Linked DNA regions of Homo sapiens: all the other regions are linked to region 2. A link is a loop called in an ENCODE intact Hi-C map of the cell type or tissue named here. Cell type or tissue: heart left ventricle. All regions are shown on one strand.

Evidence for each region. Peaks named below come from ENCODE experiments on the same cell type or tissue, not always from the same donor. Only the 100,000 strongest peaks of a DNase experiment are listed, where the experiment ranks them.
Region 1: a loop joins it to region 2, with 3 times the contacts of the local background. A loop is called at or near these places in 16 of 110 quality-filtered maps.
Region 3: it touches region 2 in a loop (1.9-fold over the local background); 16 of 110 quality-filtered maps call a loop at or near these places.

The regions. Positions count from the first base shown.
Region 1 is chr4:119,781,486-119,789,485 of GRCh38, reverse strand. No RefSeq gene overlaps it. Among named protein-coding and RNA genes, the nearest start is that of LINC01365, 19 kb to the left of the region's middle. In heart left ventricle, a CTCF peak has its summit at 3,342 (motif pointing right); no DNase peak of the experiment used is centred here.
Region 2 is chr4:119,689,152-119,697,151 of GRCh38, reverse strand. LOC105377397 (a long non-coding RNA gene) reads right to left here. Exons shown (of 3, transcript XR_939161.4): 1 at 7,380-8,000; 2 at 7,199-7,269; 3 at 3,623-4,042. It also overlaps the pseudogene LOC124900920. Among named protein-coding and RNA genes, the nearest start is that of PDE5A, 64 kb to the right of the region's middle. In heart left ventricle, a CTCF peak has its summit at 4,950; no DNase peak of the experiment used is centred here; H3K4me3 peaks cover 1,637 bases; H3K27ac peaks cover 1,568 bases.
Region 3 is chr4:119,771,239-119,779,238 of GRCh38, reverse strand. No RefSeq gene overlaps it. Among named protein-coding and RNA genes, the nearest start is that of LINC01365, 29 kb to the left of the region's middle. RefSeq lists an enhancer at 3,956-4,508. In heart left ventricle, no CTCF peak of the experiment used is centred here; no DNase peak of the experiment used is centred here.

The DNA of each region.
Region 1 (8,000 bases), 92 kb before region 2:
TTAAATTTGAAAGTTTAATTTTATTAGAAATGTACATCTTAATGGGATGAATGGAGTTATTTTCCCCAGTTTCACTATTTATACATAAATGGACAGGATTCTATATTAATCTACACATGTTTTCCCCAGTAATTCCTACTTGGAATTACTAAGTAACATAGGTCACACAAATGAATGTTTCTTGTTGGTGGTGGGGTGTGTGTGTGTGTGTGTGTGTGTGTGTGTGTGTGTGTGTAATCAGCTGAAAACTCCATTAGGTTCCTATTTAATTTTATGGAAAGAAGAAACATAGGAACTGCTTGACATGCAAGTAAATTTGTTACACATTATATTAAAATAGAAACCTTGGACACCTCAAATTCTCTTGTCTACACCCTTCTTTCTCTGCCATGGTCAGCACTTTACTTGCACAAAGTCACTCTTCCACTTTCATATTTGAATAAGACACTATACTTTAAAGAATAGGAACTGGTTTTCTGAGCAGCCACCAAGATGCAACCAAGAAGTATGGGGGAGCTAGATCACCGTGGATGTAAATCTTGATCAAGGAGAAGAGGATGTGGAAGGGAGCCAAGGAGAAAATTTCCCCCTCCTTTTTCTCTCTCTTATGGACTACTCAGAATGGGTTGCTCCTTTAAACCCTTCCAGAAAGGTCTAAAACACAGAGTGACTGTGACTGCTAAATAACTTGCTATGTCTCTTTGTGGTTTTGTTATGGTAATCAGTATAGTATACTGCTTGCCTCTCTTCTCCTTCCTTGCCTTTTCTTTGCTGCCTTAGGCTTGTACTTTCCATTTGTAAAGTGTTAGTCCTGGCAAGAACTATGAAAGGCCTGAAATTTTACCCTGCCTGCAAGTTACCAAATGAGCCTGCTACAGTTTCACAGATGCTGACAAGAAGACATGAGACTTCTGGGTCAGAGACAAAGAACTTTAGTACTCACAGCACAGCAGGCAGTGAGTAGTGTGAACTCCATGCTTACATTGGCTTCCTTTGTCTACCAAGTCACCTGGGGGACAATGTGCTCCCAGTAGATTTCTGTAACAACTGAGAAATCCCAAGCTTGGGAAACTCTCAATCTTTTAAAGGGTCTGCTAGTAAACCCACTCAACCTTTTCCCCAAAGGGGAATATTTTTTTTATCTTGCTCAAAAACAATTCTGCCTTCTGTGCCCAGGGGTGACACTATCTCTTTTTTCCAAGGTTTTCTGCTACACAAACGTTTCTCGAAACATAATTTGAAACAAAAGCTGTCACAGATGTGACAGTTGGTCCGATGGCTAGTTTATAATTTTAACTTTTATTAAAAAGAGATAGAAAATATTTAACATTTTTATGATCAAGTAAGAGGAGAATTCATGGTAATCAGGATAAATCTCACATGACATGACTTGAAAAAACAGATTTTAATCACTATTGAACAAAACACATTAAGTCTGAAAGAAATTGCATTAAAATTTTATCCACAGTTTTTTCTAATATATTTTAAAATTTTCAATATTTCCAGAAAATAATCAACTATATTTAAAACAAAGCTTTAGTACTGTATGTTTTTAGGTTATTCTTTGGTGCTTTTAAATACTAAAGAATAATATTGAGAAGAATAGGAAAGCTTTCCTGTCATTTAAATATGCAGAAAATATTATTTTTAAGCATTTAATAATTGTTACTGATGCTCTTTCTGCTATGTTCTTAATGAACTTCCTTATGGAAGTTCAAAAAAGAATTTTTTTGAAATAGGAGACAAAAGAAGTCTGGGCACAGTGGCTCGCGCCTGTAATTCCAGCACTTTGGGAGGCTGAGAGGGGATGATTGCTTGAGCCCAGGAGTTTGAGACCAGCCTGGGCAAATAGTGAAACCCCATCTCTTTAAAAAAATACAAAAGTTAGCTAGACATGGTGGTGTGTACCTGTAGTACCAGCTACTTGGGAGAATCCCTTGGGTCTGGAGGTAGAGGTTGCAGTGAGCCAAGATTGTGCCGCTGCACTCCAGCCTGGGTGACAGAGCAAGAACTTGTCTCAGAGCAAGACCTTGTCAAACAAACAAACGAACAAAAAAACACCAAAAGAAGGAAAGAAGCAACATTGCTAAATAAAAATTTATACCTTTATACCTACCTGAATTCACCGCATTCTTAAGTGGCAAAAATATCATTTCTACCTCTAGGCTTTATCCTTAACAAAAGTATGTATGAAGCTGGGAGAGCCTAAAAGCCCTCTAGGTTCATGGTACTATGATTAATCACTGGGAAAGGCCTCCCCTTCCTTAGGCACCCAGATTTGTTTAGCCTTCAGGGTAATGCACCTTAGTAACTTATAAAATGAATGAGGAATTTGCATATCCTTCATAAAGTGGTATTTGGGCTTTTGTGAATATAGGCTTGATTTCTGGCAGAACAATTTTGGGGAAAAGCTACATATGGAAGTAAAGTGTCAGAAAATTGATTCCCTTAAAACTCTTCATGTTTAGGTGTCTTGCAAAATGTTCACATCCTCCCAGGTTGGCACCACTACTCTATGCTATATTGTACCTCTCAAGATTGGGAAGGATGCTAAAAGCTTATGAAAATTATCAGTTAGTAAGTTACTGATTTACAAAAGCTCAAAAGTGCCTCAGTAAAATAATAAAATCTAGTCTTATTGTCATGGTTAGAAACAAGACATAAGGAAGATAATATGATTTAACCCAAGAAAGAGTAATAGCCTCAGACAATTTCGTATCATCCTACCATTTTTCTTAGGATTGAAGTTCTTCTGGTCCTCCATTGCTGCCCTACTTGCTCTTTCCAGGTATCCATGTACTGATGTATTTCATCTGCTGCAGCAACATACATTCCCTTAGGAACTTCTCTGTGTAGAGTGGAATCGGAGTCTGCTACAGTGATCTTTTCTAGGACATTTTCTCAACCTCCCACCCCAGGCTGAGCTCACAAAACCTAAATGTAGTAGCAGTTGTAGACTCCTCTTACTGTTTCTTTTACTACACGGTGAGAAAATGCATTAGAGAATAACAAAGAAAACTTATCTTTTTGTCACCTTGAAATTTTGAAGTCCAACTATATTCAAAGCACTATGGAAACCTTGCATAATGATTGGTTCTTTAAAACACAGTTGGATTTTAGCCTATTTGCTTTTATTGTATTGAAGAACTATTTAGCATTAGGTTGGCATGTTTCAGAGGTTCCAAATATAATTTTATAATGTTTAGTGGTAGAATCAACATTCAAAAAACTCTAAATTTGCAACTAAGATATATTGCAATTGTGTGCCACTCAAAAAAACAAACAAAAAAACCCTTAATACCTAATTAGGACACCTTGCCACCAGGTGGCAGGGGAATGCCTTCATTTCATGAACTGAACTACTTGGTAAAAACTATTGTTGCTATTTATTTCATTTATTTGCTTTTTATTGAAATCTAGGATCAATTGGAGACCAGTATTAGTGAAGTGGTAATCATTAACAATTTTAATCATTGATTGATATAAATTACTCTCTTTCCTGTATCATCATGATGTTTTGATGACGTATCAACTATAGCATCAAACATCTCCTCTAGTTTACTGGTTGATAACTTATAGTCTCTGGGGGCCTTGAAGACCCTTTCAGAGGCTTCGTAAAGTCAAGAATATTTTATCACTAATGCTAAGACATTTTTGCATTTTCATTCTCATTTTCTCATAAGTGTATGTACAGTAGAGTTTTGCAGAGGCTACATGACATGGGATAAGATGATCATACTGACACTTAAAGTAATGTATTATTATTGTATACTTGTATTTTAAATTTTTTCAGTTTTAATTTCTAACGTGGTAAATATTGATAGATATAAGCTAAACAAACAAAAATTCTTTAGGATCCCCAATAATTTTGAAGAGATTGAAGGAGTCCTGAGACCAAAATAATTTTAGAAGTACTTCTCTAAGTAGTTAGTTAACTCTAATTAAATGTATTCTCAGCAAACTAACACAGGAACAAAAACCAAACACCGCATGTTCTCACTCATAAGTGGGAGTTTAACAACGAGAACACGTGGACACATGGAGGGGAACATCACACACCGGGACCTGTCAGGGGGTGGGATCTAGGGGAGGGAGAGCATTAGGAGAAATACCTAACATAGATGACGGGTTGATGGGTGCAAGAAACCACCATGGCACATGTATACCTATGTAACAAATGTGCATGTTCTGCACATGTATCTCAGAACTTAAAGTATAATAATAAAAAAAAAGTGCATGTATTTTTCTATGTCTCCCAAGGATAGGAATTTTTATCAAATTTACCTTTGGATCCTATCCCATTGACAATTTAGCACTGACCATCATAATAGGTATTCAAAAAAGAAATGTTTGTTAAAAAACAGTACTGCTAGCTGAGAGCTATTATTAGAATAAAACAGTATTAATGCAGACTTTAAAAACAGGTATTTAAAGTTTCCTCATTAAAACTGAAAAACAAAATAATTAATTCTAATATACGTCTTCAGGTAAAAACTTAAACCATGTATAATTTAATCCCTTTGAAATTAAAATGCAATAGGACTTTGCTGATGAATATTACCTTTATATTCTACAAATTTGTATCTCCTATGCAAACTTCTGTTTTTTAAGTTAGCATATTTGATAGGGTTTGGCTCTGTGTCCCCACCCAAATCTCATCTCAAATTGTAATCCCCACATATCGAGGGAAGGACTTGTAATCCCCACGTGTCTAAGGAAAAGAGCTGCTTGGATCATGGGGGTGATTTCCCCCACACTGTTCTCATGATAGTGAGTGAATTCTCATGAGATGTGGTGGTTTTATAAGTATTTGAATGCTCTTTCTTCCTGCTTCCCTCTCCTGTCACCATGTGAAGAAGGTTCTTGCTTCTCCTTCACCTTCTGCCATGATTGCAAGTTTCCTGAGGCCTCCCCAGTCATGTGGAACTGTGAGTTAATTAAACCTCTTTCCTAAATTACCCAGTCTCATGTATTTCTTTATAGCAGTGTGAAAATGGACTAATACAGGAAATTGGTACCAACGTAGTGGGGCACTGCTATAAAAATAAGCTGAAAATGTGGAAGAGACTTTGGAACTGGGTAATGGGCAGAGTTTGGAACAGTTTGGAGGGCTCAGAAGAAGACAGGAAGATGTGGGAAAGTTCGGAACTTTCTAGAGACTTGTTGAATGGTTTTGACCAAATATTGATAGTGATGTGGGCAATGAAGCCCAGGCTGAGGTGGTCTCAAATGGAGTTAAGGAACTTGTTGGGAACTGGAGTAAAGGTGACTCTTGCTATGTTTTAGCAAAGAGACTGGTGACTGTTTGCCCCTGTCCTAGAGATCTGTGGAACTTTGAACTTGAGAGAGATGATTTAGGGATTATGGCAGAAGAAATTTTTAAGCATCAAAGCATCTAAGAGGTGACAGAACATAAGAGTTTGGAAAATTTGCAGCCTGACTGTGTGGTAGAAAAGAAAAACCCATTTTCTGGGGAGAAATTCAAGCCAGCTGCAGAAATTTGCATAAGCAACAAGGAGCCAAATGTTAATAGCCAAGACAATGGGGAAAATGTCTTCAGAGCACATCTGAGAACTTCATGGCAGCCCCTCCCATCACAGGCCCAGAGGCCTAGGAGGGAAAAACTGTTTTGTGGGCTGGGCTCAAGGCCCTACTGCTGCGTGCACCCTTGTGATTTGGTGCCCTGTGTCCCAGCTGCTCCAGCTCCAGCTTAGCAGGGGCCAAAGTACAGCTAGGGCTGTTGCTTCAGAGGATGCAAGCTTCAAGCCTTGGCAGCCTCCACGTGGTGTTGGGTGTGCAGGTGCACAGAAGTCAAGAACTGAGGTTTGTAAACCTCCACCTAGATTTCAGCAGATGAATGAAAATGCCTGAATGTCCAGATAGAAGTCTGTTACAGGGGTGGAGCCCTCATAGAGAACCTCTGTTTGGGCAGTGCAAAAGGGAAATGTGGGGTTGGAGCTCTCACACAGAGTCCCAACTGGGGTACTGCCTAGTGGAGCTGTGAGAATAGGGCCACTGTCCTCCAGACCTCAGAGTGATAGATCCACTGACAGCTTGCACTGTGCACCTGCAAAAGCCACAGATACTCAACACCAGCCCATGAGAGTAGCCGCAGGGCCTGAGCCCTGCAAAGCCACAGGGGCGGAGCTGCCCAAGGCTGTGGGAGCCACCCTTTGCATCAGCATGCCCTGGATGTGAGACATGAAGTCAAAGGAGATTATTTTGGAGCTTAAAGATTTAATAACTGCCCTGTTGGATTTCAGACTTGCATGGGGCCTGTAGCCCCTTTGTTTTGGCCAGTTTCTCCTATTAGAATGGGAGAGTTTATCCAATGCTTGCACCCTCATTGTATCTTGGAAGTAACTATTAATAACTTGCTTTTGATTTTACAAGCTCCTAGGTGGAAGGGACTTGTCTCAGTTGAGACTTTAGACTTGGACTTTTGAGTTAATGCTGGAATGAGTTAAGACTTTGGGGGACTGTTGAGAAGACATGATAAGTTTTGAAATGCATAAAGGGCATGAGATTTGAGAGAGGCCAGGGCAGAATGATATGGTTTGGCTCTGCGTCCCCATCTAAATCTCACCTCAAATTGTAATCTCCACCTGTTAAGGGAGAGACCTGTAATCCCCATGTGTTAAGGGAGGGAGGAAATTGGATCATGGTGACAGTTTCCCCCATGCTGTTCTTGGGATAGTGAGGGAGTTCTCACAAGATCTGATGGTTTTATAAGTGTTTGACAATTCCTCCTTCACACATGCTTCTCTTACCTGTGGCCTTGTGAAGAATGTGCCTGCGGCCCGGCTCAGTGGCCCATGTCTGTAATCCCAGCACTTTGGTAGGCTGAGGCAGGCAGATCACGAGGTCAGGAGATCGAGACCATCCTGGCTAACATGGTGAAACCCCGTCTCTACTAAAAATACAAAAAAAAAAAAAAATTAGCTGGGCGTGGTAGTGGGCGCCTGTAGTCCCAGCTACTCGGGAGACTGAGGCAGGAGACTGGCTTGAACCCGGGAGGCGGAGCTTGCAATGAGCCGAGATCGCACCACTGCACTCCATTCTGGGTGACAGAGCGAGACTCCATTTCAAAAAAAAAAAAAGAATGTGCCTGCTTTCTCTTTGCATTACACAGTGATTGTAAGTTTCCTGAGGCCTCCCTAGCCATGCAGAACTCTGAGTAAATTAAACCTCTTTTCCTTTATAAATTACTCAGTCTCAGGTATTTCTTTATAGCAGTGTGAAAACAGAATAATACAATATTTTTCTATGGAGTATCATATTCTGAATACTGTTTTTTCCTTATAAAAGTTATAAAGTCTTTTATATTAGAAGCTATGAAAACTGAATAGGGAGTCATGCTTAATTATTCATTGAGGACATGAGAAGTGTTTAAACATCAGAAACACGGAGATATTTTTATAATGCAGTATCATGTGAAACTGGAAAGTAATCACTGAAAATCTATTTATATAAGATATGAAGAACTGGCGTACTGAGAACAGCCTTTCAAACATAGGCAAGTGCAACTTGCTTTGAAAAAAGCTGTGATAAGAAGAAGCATACCCATAGAGGAAAAGCCTTTAGGCCCCTACAATCAAGAGAGGTTTGGGGGCTGACCTACCACTTCTGACTACTCTGGATACAAATTTTTATTGAAATTATCAGCTGGTTTCACTCAATTTATGTATTTAAAGTGCTTAAAGTAATTGTTTTCTTTGTATAATTTTGAACTAAAACATTGATAGTAACTGAATTCAAGCTAAGGAATAAGAAAAATATATAGTAAAGTTTTAATGAGTATAATTATTTATTGGGCCAAAACCTTATAAATAATATTGTGTGATTCTGACATTTCCTTCAATATTTTCAGACTAAGGAACAAATTATATCTCAGGGGGCTAAGAAAATGTTTTAGAAATTAAATATTTTCTCTTTCTTATTAAACAGAGGTTTTATTGTGAACTGATTTCTGTATTCCATATCATTTATATCTCATATAA
Region 2 (8,000 bases):
ACAAGGGATAGAGTCCACATGGAATTATGGAGTATTACCCCAGTGAGGTCACAGAAAACACCATGACCAAATATTAAGATTTTTGCCTCAAAATGCATGAATATTCACTCTAAGTGAGATAAATAAAGACTAAAAACACCCTCTGGCAGTTCAGTTCAGGTTTTGCTACTGAATCAATCATTGCAAAATGTAAGTTTTCAGAGGCTTTTTATTTTAGAATTTCAGATGGGGTATTTGGGGCTGTATTATTTTATATTATGAGAATTTAAAAAGGTGACCTATGTAAGCCAAGCTAAGCACAATGCCTGGCATATAATAAGCTCTTCATAAGTGTGCATTTGCCATCGATTTTGAAATTAATACCATTAGCATTAGCATTATATTAAATTCACAATATAGCTACAGTTAAAACAGCATCTTCATTGTTATTTTACATATTCTCCTAGTCATTTCCCCAGATGACTTCCTGTAAAAGTTTTCAGATTTCCTTATTCTATCATATTTTTGCCTGGGCATGAATCTCATCTATCCCCTTTATTTCATTTGCCTTACTTGGTGACCAGTCCCTTATTTGACTCCCCAGCCTTGTCTCTGTGATAGGATCAGTCACAGTTAAGGAAACAGCATAGTCTCATAGTAAAAAGGAAGAAAGAAAGAATATAATAATGGCTGTCATTTATTGCACATTTGCCCTGGGATCTGTGCTAGACACTTTATATAATTCTCCCATTTAATTCTCCCCACTACTTAATAAAGCAGGTATTATCACTCTTATTTTACAGATTGAGAAACTGAGACACAGAGAGATTAGATGATTTGCCTAAGGACTTTAGGAAGAAGTCCTTGAATTTGTTCGTGTGCTTTTTTTTTTTTTTGTCCACTTCTATGAGAAAAGATCTTAGTTTATTTACATTTTCTAAAAGATACACACAGTTGCAAGGTTTAAGAACCACTGAGACTATAGATGTTGTAAAAATACTTGATATTTGTGCAGACTAATGGGTGCTCTTGATTCCCAATTCAGATGGGATTTATTTACAAGTATCCCCCTCAGACCTAGGCAGTGTAGCTCCTAGGGCACTCAGCAAAGAGAGGGATTAAAAGACATCCCCAACAATAACACTTTGCCTATCAGAACCACAATTGCAGCCTTGGCTACTTAGACCACTTTCAGCATTTTCCCCACAACTTCTATTTCATTCACTCCCTAAATCTGATTGTATACTCTCTCCAATCAGTCTCCTCACCAGATTAAAATCTCCTTTTAAACCAGAGGCCATGTCTAATTCCTCTTTCTATCCATCCCCAAACTACAATGTTTTACACATTGTGACTTCTTAATATGCTTTTGATGAAACAGAACTAAAGCTGTATCTCAAGGGATATCTCAGATGGGCATTTCAACCTCAGTTGTGTCATTTCTCACAATAAGGACACGATTGAAAGATTAAAATTCAGCTAAGGCTTTTACCTTTCTCTGAGCTCCCAGAAAGTGAGGACTCTAAGATTTCTTGTCAAATAACTGTAAAAGAAAATTTTAAACAGAGTATTTCCTTAGGCTAATATCTGCTTAATTACTCCTATCTACCAGTCTCTGAGATCAAAAAATGTACTCTGTTTTTCCTCTAGTCCCGATATGTGTGAGTTTTGTTTGTTTATTCATTCATGTATTTATTTTATTTCTTAGAGACAGAGTTTTGCTCTATGACCAAGCTGGATGATAGTGGTGTGATCATGGACTGGAGTGTGGTGGTGCAATTCTATTTCACCGGGCTGAAGCACTCCTCCTGCCTCAGCCTCCCAAGTAGCTAGGATTATAGGTGTGCACAACCATCCTTGGCTAATTAAAAAAAAAAAATTATTTTTGTAGAGACAGGGTCTTACTATGTTGGCCAGGCTGCATGTGTGAGGTTTAGATGTATAGAAGTCAGTGGTGGATAGAAACTGTCAAAACCCAAGCCAATTCAATAATTTTTTTTTTTTTTTGAGATGGAGTTTCACTCTTGTTGCCTAGGCTAAAGTGCAATGGCACAATCTCAGCTCACTGCAACCTTCACCTCCTGGGTTCAAGCTATTCTCCTGCCTCAGCCTCCTGAGTAGTTGGGATTGCTGACATGCACCACCGCACCTGGTTAATTTTGTATTTTTAGTAGAGACGGGGTTTCTCCATGTTGGTCAGACTGGTCTCAAACTTCCGACTTCAGGTGATCCGCCCACCTCGGCCTCCCAAAGTGCTGAGATTACAGGCGTGAGCTACCACGCCTGGCCGCCAATTCGAGAATTTTTAAAAAATAATAATAACACAGACAATCCCCCTCATTTCTGTATTTTCTCATATAGCTTTTCTATGAAACATACATATAAAAATGATAGAATAAAAGCTTAGTTATAATGATATGACTTCATCTCAATCGTCTGTGGAACATGGACGATAAAATTATTTGAGTCTTTCCGTTCTCCAGAAATGATCTTTGTCCCTTTTCCTTCAGTAAGGAGTTTGTTTGCGTGAAAGTATGAGTCTTTATAATACACTGGCACTATTCTTTTTGCTTTCTTTGAAGACAATAAACACTCAAATTTATGTTTCCGTATTCATTGAAGTATTTGCTGGAATCTCATGTTCACATGGAGAAATTTAGGGGCAGAAGAAAGTAGAGGGTGGGAAAGTTCAGGAACGTGTCTTACCTGTTTTTAATTAGACCACAACTCACAGATCAATGAAAATAGAAGTGTTTCAAAAGATAATTTTTATATAACTGAGAAAATGTCAGTTGTCTACATGGAAAAAGTATTATGAAATCTTGTGGAGCGGCTGTAGGAAGAGGCAGGGCACTAAAAGAGGCCCTCAAGCCTCTGTTTGGTGTTACCACTATTTATATGGTATTTGATGTGTCAAACCATATGACCCCTCTATTGAAAAATGTGAATAAATTTTGCATTTTTAGTTAATAAGCATTGAGAAATAGAAGGTGTTTCTTTTTATTCTTTCTTTTTTCTGTTTCTTAAGGTGATATCTATTTACCTCACTACATATTCTGGGTACCACAAAGATACCAGAGATTTCAAAATAGAAAATGTACGCCTAGCCTTAACATTGGCCCGTAAAACTCCTCAAATTGCATCTTGTAACTCTTTTTCAAGTGAGTCCATTGAAAAGGTAATATCAATTTAATCTTACATAGTTTTTGTTTTTATAATGAAATACTCCCAAAAATCTGAGAAAATTCTTAGTTTTTTCTTTATCTGAGAACCCATTCTATAATAATAATACACTTGATCTTAGCCAAAAGGCCAAGAAGCGATCTATAGTAATAATAGACACATACTGACATATTTCTTAATTTCTGAATAAAAAACTAAAACTTGGAATAGTGAAATCAATTTTCTAAAGTCACTCAGTAAAGGACAAAAATTTTGGAGAAAAAGAGTTTCTTTTCACTTTACAAATAGTAAATCCAACTGAAGTTAAAGAATTTTTTAAAAATGTAACAAAGTTTAGTTTCTGTTTCATCCTGTGTGCAGTAAACATTAAACTCTAAAACTCAGATATATTCACTTTAATTTTCTAAAATAGATCTATCAATGTTAAATATTCAGATTGTTACACACTTGTTTGCATATCAACTTTTAAATTAAATTTTTATTACAAAGCTAATAAAAAAAGAAAAGAGGGAGCATTAACAAAAAAAAAAAAAAAGTGGTACATTCTAGTTTTCCAGTTGAAAGGAAGAGCACTTCCTTTTCTCATGACAACAGAAGCTCCCTGGATAGTTGGTTCACATCTGATTAGAATTTGTTTCTCCCTCCAGCAGAACAGTTATGTTGCTTCTCCCAGCAGCTGATTGGGTCAGTCCTCCTCAGGGTTCTCAGCTGACCCCAGGTTATTACATTCCCAAGGCTGAAGACTTTCCTTTTTTCCAGTACTTAAACTTCACTTCTCTCTTTAGACATGCAGGCTCCTTCTTCTGAGAGGTAATGTAGAAAGACTGCTGAATTATGGCTCTTTCAAACTGAACACTGATCTGTTCTCTCTCTTTCATTCCTGGGAATAAATGGAGAAAGATATGTTTAATTCCTGATGTGACTTTGACCTCTATTGTCTCAGTTAATAGAATGGACATTTGAAATTTTGCACTAAAAAAATTGTTACAGTTATTTTATTTCAGCTTTATTTCAAGAAAGCAAGCATGCCATTGTATTGAAAATTGTAAATAACATTGGAAAATAAAGGAATCATTGAACAAGAATTAAGTCACTAACCCAGTTTATTTTTAATACTATAGATATAGATTCTACAAAAGAATGACATACTTCCCTAGTTTACATAGGAATGGACTAAGATGTGTTTGGTGAGGGGTCATTTTTGTGGCTTACAACTCTGGAGGGTTATTTTTGCAGCCTGTGGAACCAGACTGGAGAAATAAAGCTGAAGGTACACTGATGTCTAAATTCCATTGATAACTTTTAAGCAAAAAATAACAGTAGAGTGAGCTGTGGAAATAGTAGTGGAAGAGAGAGGATGCTTCAAGAAAAATATTCACATAATTATTTAATATTGAGCTGATCAAACAAAATAAGATTGTGAGCCATTTTCTTCTATGGAAGAAAAAAAAAGATGTTCGCATTCTTAAATTTTCTTTTCAACTGAGTCCAAGTATGAAGAGACTAAGGCTGGCTGAATCTTCCAGTAATTCTCCTTCGGAGAAAGCTTCAGTGAGGAATTAAGAAAACCAATATTAGGGAAAGGAAGCTATTTTGATAGGAATGTGGAAAGCTAGGGAGAAGGAGACAAGAATATAAAACAAAGTCAAAAAGGGAAATACTTCCAAAAATCTAAATTTCTTCTCCTTTGCTAGCCATTTCCACCTCTGACTCAACTCTGACAAATTAAATGCAGTGGTTTTTAACCAAGCATAAGCATTGGAACTACTCATGGAGCTCTGGCACCACACAGCTGCCACGATGTCACCCTAGGCTTTCTAAATCAGAATCTCTGGAGGTGGGGCATGGGCATGGGTCATTTTAAAATAAGTTCCATCAGTTGTTCTGAAGCATACTACTTTTCTAGTGTAATCCCCATTTACCCCAGGCCTCACCACCCTGTGTTTACAAACAGAACCACAATACAGCATAGCTCAATCTCATGGCCCTATGTATAATTGCAGAGTCTCATTTATATATTTCTGTAGTCCCCAGATAGATAGAACAGAGTTGGCAAGAACTCCTCCCAGATCTTTCTGCCTGGCATCCCTTGTTGAGGGCTAGCAGAAACACTTGAGAATGGTTCTGAACATTAGCTCCCTGTTCATAGTACCAACACCTATCCTGGTGCAAACCTAAAGTGCAAACCCTCAAGTTGAAACAACATTTATCACTTCAGAACCAGGCTGTATTATCCCCAGATACGGTGAAAATGGTGCTCTTCCCTAACCTGTATCCTGCTTCATCCCTTTAGCCCCTAAGCCACATGATAGGTGACTCCATGCCTGGGAAAACGGAATCTTCAGTGTCCTCCTGTAGCCCCTGCCTCCATCAGGGTTCAGACTGAGACCATGAGACCCATCAGTAAAGGAGAGAGCCTCTTGTCCGTTCATATCCCTTTCCATCTCTACCCCCACACACCCTTTTATTTGAAGACACTTTCCTACTTATGTAAATTATTTCACACAAATCACCTCTTTGAGCTTTTAGCTGCACCTTTTTATCAAACACACACCAAAATTTAAAAATCCCAGTTTAAACTCAGGTGATATCCTTATTACACATTATTCTTCTAAAATAATACCCTTTCTTTCAATGTACCAAAATCTAGCTAAGTCTAAGGGGATCACATATGTCAGGTTCAAGCCCCAGCTGAGGTCTGAGGGGAGTAGGTAGATGGGGCACAGTGAGCTAGAAGAACACTCAAGAGACAGCAGGTAGATGAGACATGGCTTTATTCAGCAGCTCCTTCACAGTGTCAGTGTTACATTTATACACCTCACAAACCACAGTGGCTGAGAACCAGGTGATGAGCTTCTCTATGTTATGTCTACATAGCTGTGATTATATAAAACATGGGAATGTGCACCTGCACTCCAATCCTGCTGAGTCATGCAGGATGTTTACCTCTGCCTATGCCCGCCTGGCTGCAGCAAAGCCTTTTTCCTTACAACATGGTCTTAGATCAAGTGAGTTGATAAATGTCAACCTCTACAGCTATCTAGAAAATGCAGTTAGCATCTGCATTTTCAAACTCAAGGCTCAAGAACCCTTGGGATTGCCATGTGGATGAGGGGAGAAAAAAAGGGGTTGAGTGGGCATTTGATAGAATATGTATTCCCAGATCTACAATCCAAAAAATAAAACCTATTTGAAAAATTCCCTGTATCATGGCGGCAGTTCACAATCTCCTTCCCCATCCTTTGCTCCCTGCCTCATTTCCACTTCCCAAATCCTCTTGTTAGGATTTTTCATCTTTGCAAATGACTCCACCATCCAGCCAGTTCTTCCAGCCAAACACTGGTTGTCAAATGTGGCTTTCTTCTCTTTCTCCTCTCCTCTGACAACAAATCTATAACCAAGTCCAATCAGTTCTATACTCTAAATTTCTACTGATTTTCTTTCTTTCTCTTCATCTCAACTGACTCTAATCCAGGCTGACATCCTGACTTGCTGAGACTAATGCAATAAGCCACAGCTGGTTTTCTCATATCTGCATTTATACCCTGAAAATGTTTTCTCTGGTACAATCAGAGTAATTTTTAAAAATATGTGCTTCCTCTGCCCTTAAAAATCTTAAAATCTTCCTAAATTCTCTTAACATCAGAGTTTTCAACTATAAGTTGGGGATAATGATTCCTAAATTGATGTTTATTGTAAGAATTTGAAAGATTATAAAATACATGTATAGAGAATATGTATATAAAAAGCCTAATGCTGTACTTCGCTTGGCATATGTCAGAAGGTATTATGCTTATCTTTTTTCTTTCTAAGGCAGCCAAAGACATGGGACTCAATGGAGAAACAAAGTTCATTTTAGCTCTAAACTTCTATGATTCTACATTATGCAAAGAAGCTGGGATGTACCTAAATTTTAAACTTGATGTCCTTTTTTGGGGGGTTTTCCATTGGTAATAAAATTTGGAACCAGAGGGACACAAATATGACTCATATAAGGTTATGTCAAAGGTGATAAAAGTCACACTTTTCTTCATACCTCGCTCTGCCAGCCCCAGCTCTGTCATCTTTTCTGCTGCTAGCTCATGAGTTGCTGGTGGATTGTTCGGGCTGAGGGATCAAAAGAAGAGAGTCAGAGCTTCAAATAAGTTACCTTAAAACAAATTCACATAAGAGATTTCATATAAGCACCCCTCATCTCATCTTTGTCTCACTTTTACTTTTTAATGAGAAAAGGATTTTGAAAGGTGAAACTCAGGGGCCAGGTTTTTCAAGTTGACCCTGAAGAAAAGAGAGAAGAACAATCAGAAAGAGGCATAACAGATGGTCTTCTGAGAAAGGTAATACTTTTTTAATTGAATTGAACTGAATTGAATTGAAGGAGTCTCTAGGGTTTTCCTCCACAAGAATCTGAGTGTTAAGACACTGAGGAGTGAAAAGTTTACAGTATTTTCTGTGGCTCCTAAAATTATTTCATATCTCCTGGATCTGTATATATTCAAAGCCAGTAAATGAGCTAGTTCCTGCATGTGCAGCAATTATTGGAAAAGGGAGAAGAATAAAGAATAAAGAACACACAATACAGAAAGAAAATCATGTTCCTCAGCACCCACCTTGAGATTCCAAATGAAGATATGAAACATACATATATATGTATATATACAGTACCTTCTTCCAAGTGCATACGTCTATGCTCTGCTCTTTCACTGATCTTCTCCATATTTTAAACTTCTACCCTTGAAAGGAAACCTTTGGTTCAATCATCCATCACATGCTCAACCACACCTGGAGTTTCTGCAGGTGTGTGAATTGCACCATTTCCTCTATCTGTAGTGGATAAA
Region 3 (8,000 bases), 82 kb before region 2:
CAAAAAGAACAAAGCTAGAGGTATCACACTATCTGACTTCAAACTATACTACAGGGCTGTGGTAACCAAAACAAGATGATACTGGTACAAGAACAGACACATAGAACAATGGAACAGAATAGAGAACCCAGAAATAAGACCACACACCTACAACTATCTTATCTTCAACAAATCTGACAAAAAAAAAGAATGGAGAAAGGATTCCCTAGTCAATAAATGGGGCTGAGATAACTGGCTAGCCACATGCACAAGATTGAAACTGTACCCATTTCTTACACCATATACAAAAATTAACTCAAATGCATTAAAGATCTAAGTGTAAAACCCAACACTATAAAAACCTTGGAAGACGACCTGGGCAATACCATTCAGGACAGAGGCATGGGGAAATATTTGATGATGAAGACACCAAAAGCAATTGCAACAAAAGTAAAAATTGACAAAAAATCTAATTAAACTGAAGAGCTTCTGCACAGCAATATATATATATGTATATGTATATACATATATATACATATATATATACATATATATATATCAACAGAGTAAACAGACAACCTACAGAATGGAAGACAATTTTTGCAAACTATGCATCCGACAAAGGTCTAATATCCAGCATCTGCAAGGAATGTATAAGGAATTTACATATATATAAGAAACTTAAAAAAATTTTCAAGAAAAAAGCAAACAACCCCATAAAAATGTGGACAAAGGACATAAACTGACACTTTTCAAAAGAAGACATACATGCAACCAACAAGCATATGAAAGAAAGCTCAACATCACTGATCATTAGAGAAATGCAAATCAAAACCACAATGAGATACTATCTCGCACCAGTTAGATGGCTATTATTTAAAAAATCATAAAATAACAGATGCTGGCGAGGTTGTGGAGAAAAAGGAATGCTTATACACTGTTGGTGGGAGTGTAAATTAATTCAGCCATTGTGGAAGACAGTGTGGCGATTTGTCACAAACCTAGAGGCAGAAATACCATTCAATTCAGCAATCCCATTACTGGGTATATACCCAAAGTCACATTATAAAGTCACGTGCACATGTATGGTCATTGCAGCAGTATTCACAATAGCAAAGACATACAATCAACCTAAATGCCCATCAGTGATAGACTGGATAAAGAAAACGTGGTACATATACACCATGGAATACTATGCTGCCATAAAAAAGAACAGTATCTTGATTTTTGCAGGGACATGGATGGAGCTGGAGGCCATTATCCTTAGCAAATTAATGCAGGAACAGAAAACCAAACACCACATATTCTCACTTATAAGTGGGAGCTAAATGATGAGAAAACACGGACGAATAGAGGGGAACAACACACACTGGGGCCTTTTGGAGGCTGGAGGGTGGAAGGAGGAAGACGATCAAGAAAAACAACTAATGGGTACTAGACTTAATACCTGGGTGATGAAATAATCTACACAACAAACCCCCATAACACAAGTTTACCTATGTAACAAACCTGCACTTGTACCCTTGAACTTAAAAGTTAAAAAAAAGGAATTTCATTTTTCATAATGGATTTTCTTTTCTAAATTATGCTCATAGGCCATAAGCTGAGATTACATTTTTTTATTGCTTTCAGTTTGCTGGCCTTGGACCGTTCTGCCTGTGTACTAATTTTGTGGCACACTGAATTTCTGCTTCTTTACCAGCTTCTTCTCAAAGGAAGAAAACTGCAGCCCTGACACCTTCAAAATGAAAACAAGCAAATGGACAAACAAAATACCTCCTCCAGAACGTGGAGGCAAAGCCTTTTTCTTAGAATTAAAGGCTCACATTTGTTCACAATGCTGTTATTCTATCCGTGGGCTAGAAAAATGGACTGAAGAAAACATTGGACAAATAACTGTATGGCAAGAAACAGAGCAGACAGATTGATTCTTAATTAGTACCTATGTAGAGTCAAGACCCTCATGTATAATAGTAAGCATCTAAGCAAAGCCTTAGTAAGCATTAGGTGCTACTTAAAGCATATCAACTCATGATAGAGGTTTTTCTTATTGCAAATATATGAAAATAGGTATTATTTGCTATATAACATGTGATATAGTTTGGATATTTATCCCCCCACAAATCTCATGTTGAATTGTAATCTCCAGTGCTGGAGATGGGGCCTGGTGGAAGGTGTTTGGATCATGGGGGCAGATCCCACATGCCTTAGTGCTGCCTTTGTGATGGTGAGTGAGTTCTCATGAGATCTGGTCATTTAAAAGTGTATAGCACCTCCCTGCCACTCTCTTGCTCCTGCTTTCACCATGTGATGTGCCTGCTCCCCCTTCACCTTCTGTCATGACTGTAACCTTCCTGAAGCCTCCCTAGAAGCCAAGCAGTTGCAGCAACATGCTTCCCATAAAGCCTGCAGAAATGTGAGACAATGAGACCTCTTTTCTTTATAAATTAAAAACAAAGAAAATGAACCATTTTATCAAAACAACATATTGTTGATGATGACAATGACAAATAGGATGATGATAATGGATGGTTAATATTATTTAGGTACTTTTTCTCGCAGAGGTAAGGAACATTACTGTATTAGTCAGGGTTTTCTAGAGGGACAGAACTAATGGACTAGATATATGTATAAAGGTGAGTTTATTAAGCATTAACTCATGTGATCACAAGGTTCCACAATAGGCCGTCTGCAGGCTGTGGAGCAAGGAGAGCCAGTTTGAGTTCCAAAACTGAAGAACTTGTAGTTCAATGTTTGAGGGCAGGAAGCATCCAGCACAGGAGAAAGATGTAGGCTGGGAGGCTAGGTTTTTTGCCTGCTTATATTCTAGCCGCACTGGCAACTGACTAAATTGTGCTCACCCAGATTAAGTGTGGATCTGCCTTTCCTACCCCACTGACTCAAATGTTAATCTCCTTTGGCAACACCCTCACAGACACACCCAGGATCAATACTTTGTATCCTTCAATCCAATCAAGTTGACACTCAGTATTAACCATCACAATTACCTATGTCCACAAATATGGAACTTGTTTCATCTCTTTGTCTATTTCTAAATTCATGCATATATTCATTTATTTGTTTCAAGAAAAAAATAAATTTTGCTGAAACTATTTCATGTAATACTGGTGGAATACGTGGTATTCCTGGGTCAGAAATAAAGGCCTTTTTTTCTCACAGGACAGCAAGCTGTATGTGCATCAGCTCCCCTGCGCAAGCCCACAGGAAAAATGTGAAGGAGGGTCTAGGAGGATGCTTGCCTGTGCTGTACGTTATATTACAGAAAAAAAAATTAAAAAAAAAAAACTCTGGTCTTGGAGAACCTACCACTTTATAGCGAGAGATAAGCAAATGTGCCTCTTTGTTCCAGGAGGAACATGACTTCATTTCTCAAGGTTGCTCTGGAAAATAAAATCCTAAGAAGTGTCTCAGGTGAAGAGTACTGATGGTCTTCTCAGAGGCATTTGAACCAGAGCAACTCCATTTTGAATAGGGGCTGGGTAAAACAGGGCTGAGACCTACTGGGCTGCATTCCCATATAGTTAAGACATTCTAAGACACAGGATGAGATAGGAGGTCAGCACAAGATACAGATCATAAAGACCTTGCTGATAAAACAGGTTGCAGTAAAGAAGCTGGCCAAAACCCACCAAAACCAAGATGGCCATGAGAGTGACCTCTGGTTGTCCTCACTGCTACACTCCCACCAGCGCCATGACTGTTTCCAAATGCCATGGCAATGCAGGACATTACCTATGTGGTCTAAAAAGGGGAGGCATGAATAATCAACATTTTGTTTAGCATATCATCAATAAATAACCATAAAAATGGGCAACCGGCAGCCTTCGGGGCTGCTCTGTCTATGGAGTAGCCATTCTTTATTCCTTTACTTTCCTAATAAACTTGCTTTTGATATAGGAATTAAAAAGAAATTATTTAGGCCAATAGTAAGGATAAGGAAGTCCTCCGTAAGATTTCCCTTTTAGTAAAAAACAGCCCCCAAATTATTTATTTTCTAACAAAAAGCAGCCTGTAAAATTGAGCTGCAAACATAGATAAGCAAGCTGGAAGCTTGCAGGGGTGAATGCCAGCAGCTAAAACAATAGGAAAAGGCTACCTGGGGGCTAGGCATGTTCAACATAGTGGCTCCATCTTCCCTTTTCCTTCCAAACCATTCGTACAGTAAGGAGCAGGCAACATGCTGCTGGCCAGGCAAAGACTCCATTTGCATAATAGAAGATTAGGGTGGGGCAGCCATCTTCCTTGGGTGCTATGTAAATGTCACACCTGGTCCAACCAATCTTTGGTCCCTATGTAAATCAGACACTACCTCCTTAAGTCAGTCTATAAAATACGGTGCACTTTGCTATTTTCCTTTATCTTTCTTTTTCCTATTAAACCTCTGCCCCTAAACCCACTTCTTGTATGTCTGCGTACTTGATTTCCTTGGAGTGAGGAGACAAACCTTGAGTATTTACCCCAAACAATGCTGCTTCACTTTCATTTTACTCTACAGGCTCGCCCTGAATTATTTCTTGTGTGAGATCCAAGAAGCCCCTCTTGGGGTCTGGATCAGGACCCCTTTCCGGTAACAGTCTTGCATTCTTGGCATACCTAAAAGCATTTCTGACAAGCTCCCAATAATACCAGTGCTGCTGGTACATTGTCTATATTTTGAGTAGCAAGGAGCTAGGGTTCCAGTTAAAAAAAATAAGATCCAAGGTCCCATTCCAAACCCACTGAATCCAAGTCTCCAGAAGGAGGTCTGGATTATGTTACCAAACGCCCGAGGTGAGTCTTTAAGAAATGATAAGTATTTAAAAATACTAGTCTAGATAATAGTTGTAATCTTGAACAGCTGAAAATAAGTAAAATTAATGTGATCACATTTTATCTTCCCATTAACTTACATGCAGTTCTAGACATATTTTATTTTATGATTCAGGCTTAACTCACAGTAACTTTCAAGTCCCAGCTGACAGCTTGTGAAGAGTAGCAAAATATGCCACTTTGTTAGAAGACTTCTTTTGAGCTGAAAGCAACTGAAAAAAAGCAGTCTACAAAAAGCCCTCTGCCCTCCACCTGTTTGCCTATAAGTGCGACATAAATTTGTAAAGGTGTCCCCCTTCCCTCTCTCCAAGGAGGACAGAAGTTACTCACTAGAGATAATCTACACCCTTATCAGCCTGAAGACTGCACCAGTGAGATCTACATAACAAACCTTGCTAAAATTGGCCCTTATCTGCCATTAGTTTCTCCATATAATTGCCTTTCCACAACCTGCCACACCTAGAAACTCAAAGTCTTTACCCTTTGTCTTATCATGTCTCTAAACATTTATTGTTCTTTTATTAAGATGCTATATATGCCCAGAAGTTACTCATGCTGAGCACTCGCTTGTGTAAATGTTCTGCACATACTAATTGATACGGTTTGAATCTGTGTCCCCACCCAAATCTCATGTTGAATTGTAATAACCAGTATTGGAGGTGGGGCCTGGTGCGTGGAGCCTGGATCATGGGGGTGGTTTCTCATGGTTTAACACCATCCCCTTTGGTGTGGTTGCAATAGTGAGTTCTCATGAGATCTGGTTGTTTAAAAGTGTGTGGCACCTCCCCACCCCCTTGCTCCCGCTCTGACCATGTAAGATGCCTCACTTCCCCTGCCCTTCTCCATGACTGGAAGCTTCCTGAGGCCTCCCTAGGAGTAGAAGCTGCTGTGCTTCCTGTACAGCCTGCAGAACCATGAGTCAATTAAACCTCTTTTCTTTATAAATTACCCAGTCTCAGGTATTTCTTTATAAGAGCGCAGGAACTGACTAATACACTAATGAACTTCTGTTTTGTTTTTCTCCTGCTTGTCTGTCTTTTGCTAGTCCAATTTACAGGGCTCCCACTGAAGAACCCAGGATAAATAGAGAAAAAGGGTTGTTTCCCACCCTGCACTTGGAATGAGAGAAGTTAAGTTACTTGGGCAGGGTCATTCTGAATGGGGGCCAATATAGAAGCCAGAATAGCTGAGAGCCAGCCCTGAAGAAAGTTGGTCAACATAAGATTCTGTGGAAGTCCTCAATAAAAAGAGAACATAGACTCCAACAAGAGCCAAACTTACAGGAAACTATTCAGAAAGACATTCATTGTGGAAGCAGGAGGCAATGCTTAAAGGAATCTATTGGGTAAGCCAAACAAAAGCCAAGAGTAGGAGAAGCTGAGGAATAGACAGGGTTGGGGACCCAAGCGGTGATGTAGTTAGCAAGGCTCCAGAAACAGGAAGCCAGACACCAGCAGACAAGAACACCTTCCACTGAGGCCATTTTGTGTTATTGTTGTTTTAAGCCTAAATACCCTATCTCTCCTCAGAAAATAAGAATCTGCCAATAAAGGCTTAAATACCCCAACCTAGCAATGCCAAATAAATTAATGAAGCAAATACTTCTCTTCAAATATACATCAGCACTTCTAAATTGTGTTTCATAGATTTTTAAGGAGTTGGGTTTCTTAAAACACATCACTGATTCATAATATTTAAAAGAATGGCATGATTAAGAGACAGGAGAAACAGAGAACAAGTTATTTAAACTGTATTTTAATTATTCTCATGATGTTTTTACCATGGTTCCCTAATGTCCCTTATATATGATTTCTACCCCATCCTTTGTTCATCACAGTCAGTGAGTTAAAAAAAAAAAATCAAGCCTTTAATCTAACAAGAAGCTGAAACAAATTTAAGATGCTTTGAAGTCACTAGATGGAAACTCAAACATATGCCTAATCATCTGTGCTGAACTTCAGTATTAAATATATATTAAACATGCTGTACTCTCAAAAGGGTTCATTTTTATGCTTGACATCACCAATTATTATTCAAGCAGATAGCAAAAGATGAAGCTCAGAAGATGATTAAATAATAAGGCAGAAGTACCAATTGAAACATGCATACTTTGGAGTCTGTAATTTCAGCAAATGGCTGACATACACGAGTATGGAAAAAAAGGTTTGCCTTTGCAGGATCTAGATGAAAATTAATAATTCATATGCAGTGTTTCCAAAGTGTTTGAGAAAACTTAATAATCAACTTCTTCCTCATGATAATTTCCCAGATTTCTCTATACCTTTCTTCTCTCAAAGTTCGTCTTATTCACTTCCCAGCTCTGATCATTATTTCCATACAGATGACTATAAATCTACTTCTCTGTCCCAGGGCTCATTTTGGAGCTTCAGACTCACATTTTCAGCTATTTCTTGGCTGTTATTTCCTAAAACACTTATCTGAACTATAAATTCAGCATAATCCTAAACTAGTTTAACAACTTTCTCCCCCAAATGAGATCCTTCTGTGGTTTGTAGGTAATGGGAATTCCATTTCTTTATATGTTCATGTTCATAATAGCTAAGTTGTTTTCAGCTTTTCTTTCTCCTTCGCCTCAAAAATCTATCAACATCTGGTCATGTAGATTCTATCTCCAAAGTGTTTCTTGCATTCTTCCTCCTGTGATCCTCATTTACTCCACCTTGTTTAAGTCCTTATTATTTTTAAATGAAGCTCCATAATAGGAGAAAGAGAGACCTCCTGTCCATCTTGAGCAGTGCTACCAAATTATTCTTTCTTATCCATGGGGTCTCACCTTACTCTGTGGCTCTAGAATCATCAAGGGTTCTTCACTGCCTACCAAATAAACATTTACACACTGGGATTCAAGATCCTTCAAAATATACAGGCCTGGCACATATTCCCAATCTTATTTCCTACTACTTTCCCTCAAATCTGATTTCCCCTCCAAATAGAATCTGTGCTTTCATCCTTCTAAGGTGTCCTTCCCTTCCTGACACTTAAAATGCAGCAAGCATGGTGGAGAGAAGGGCTGGGAGCTTTGGAGTCAGGAGTCATGTTGCATTGCATTCTATTTCTCACTAATCAGCTGTGTAATTGTTGGCAAAGTACTTCGTTTCTCTAATCCTGTTTTACAATCTGTTAAATGGGCATAATTCCTACCTCACAGTTATAATTTAAGCTTTAAATGA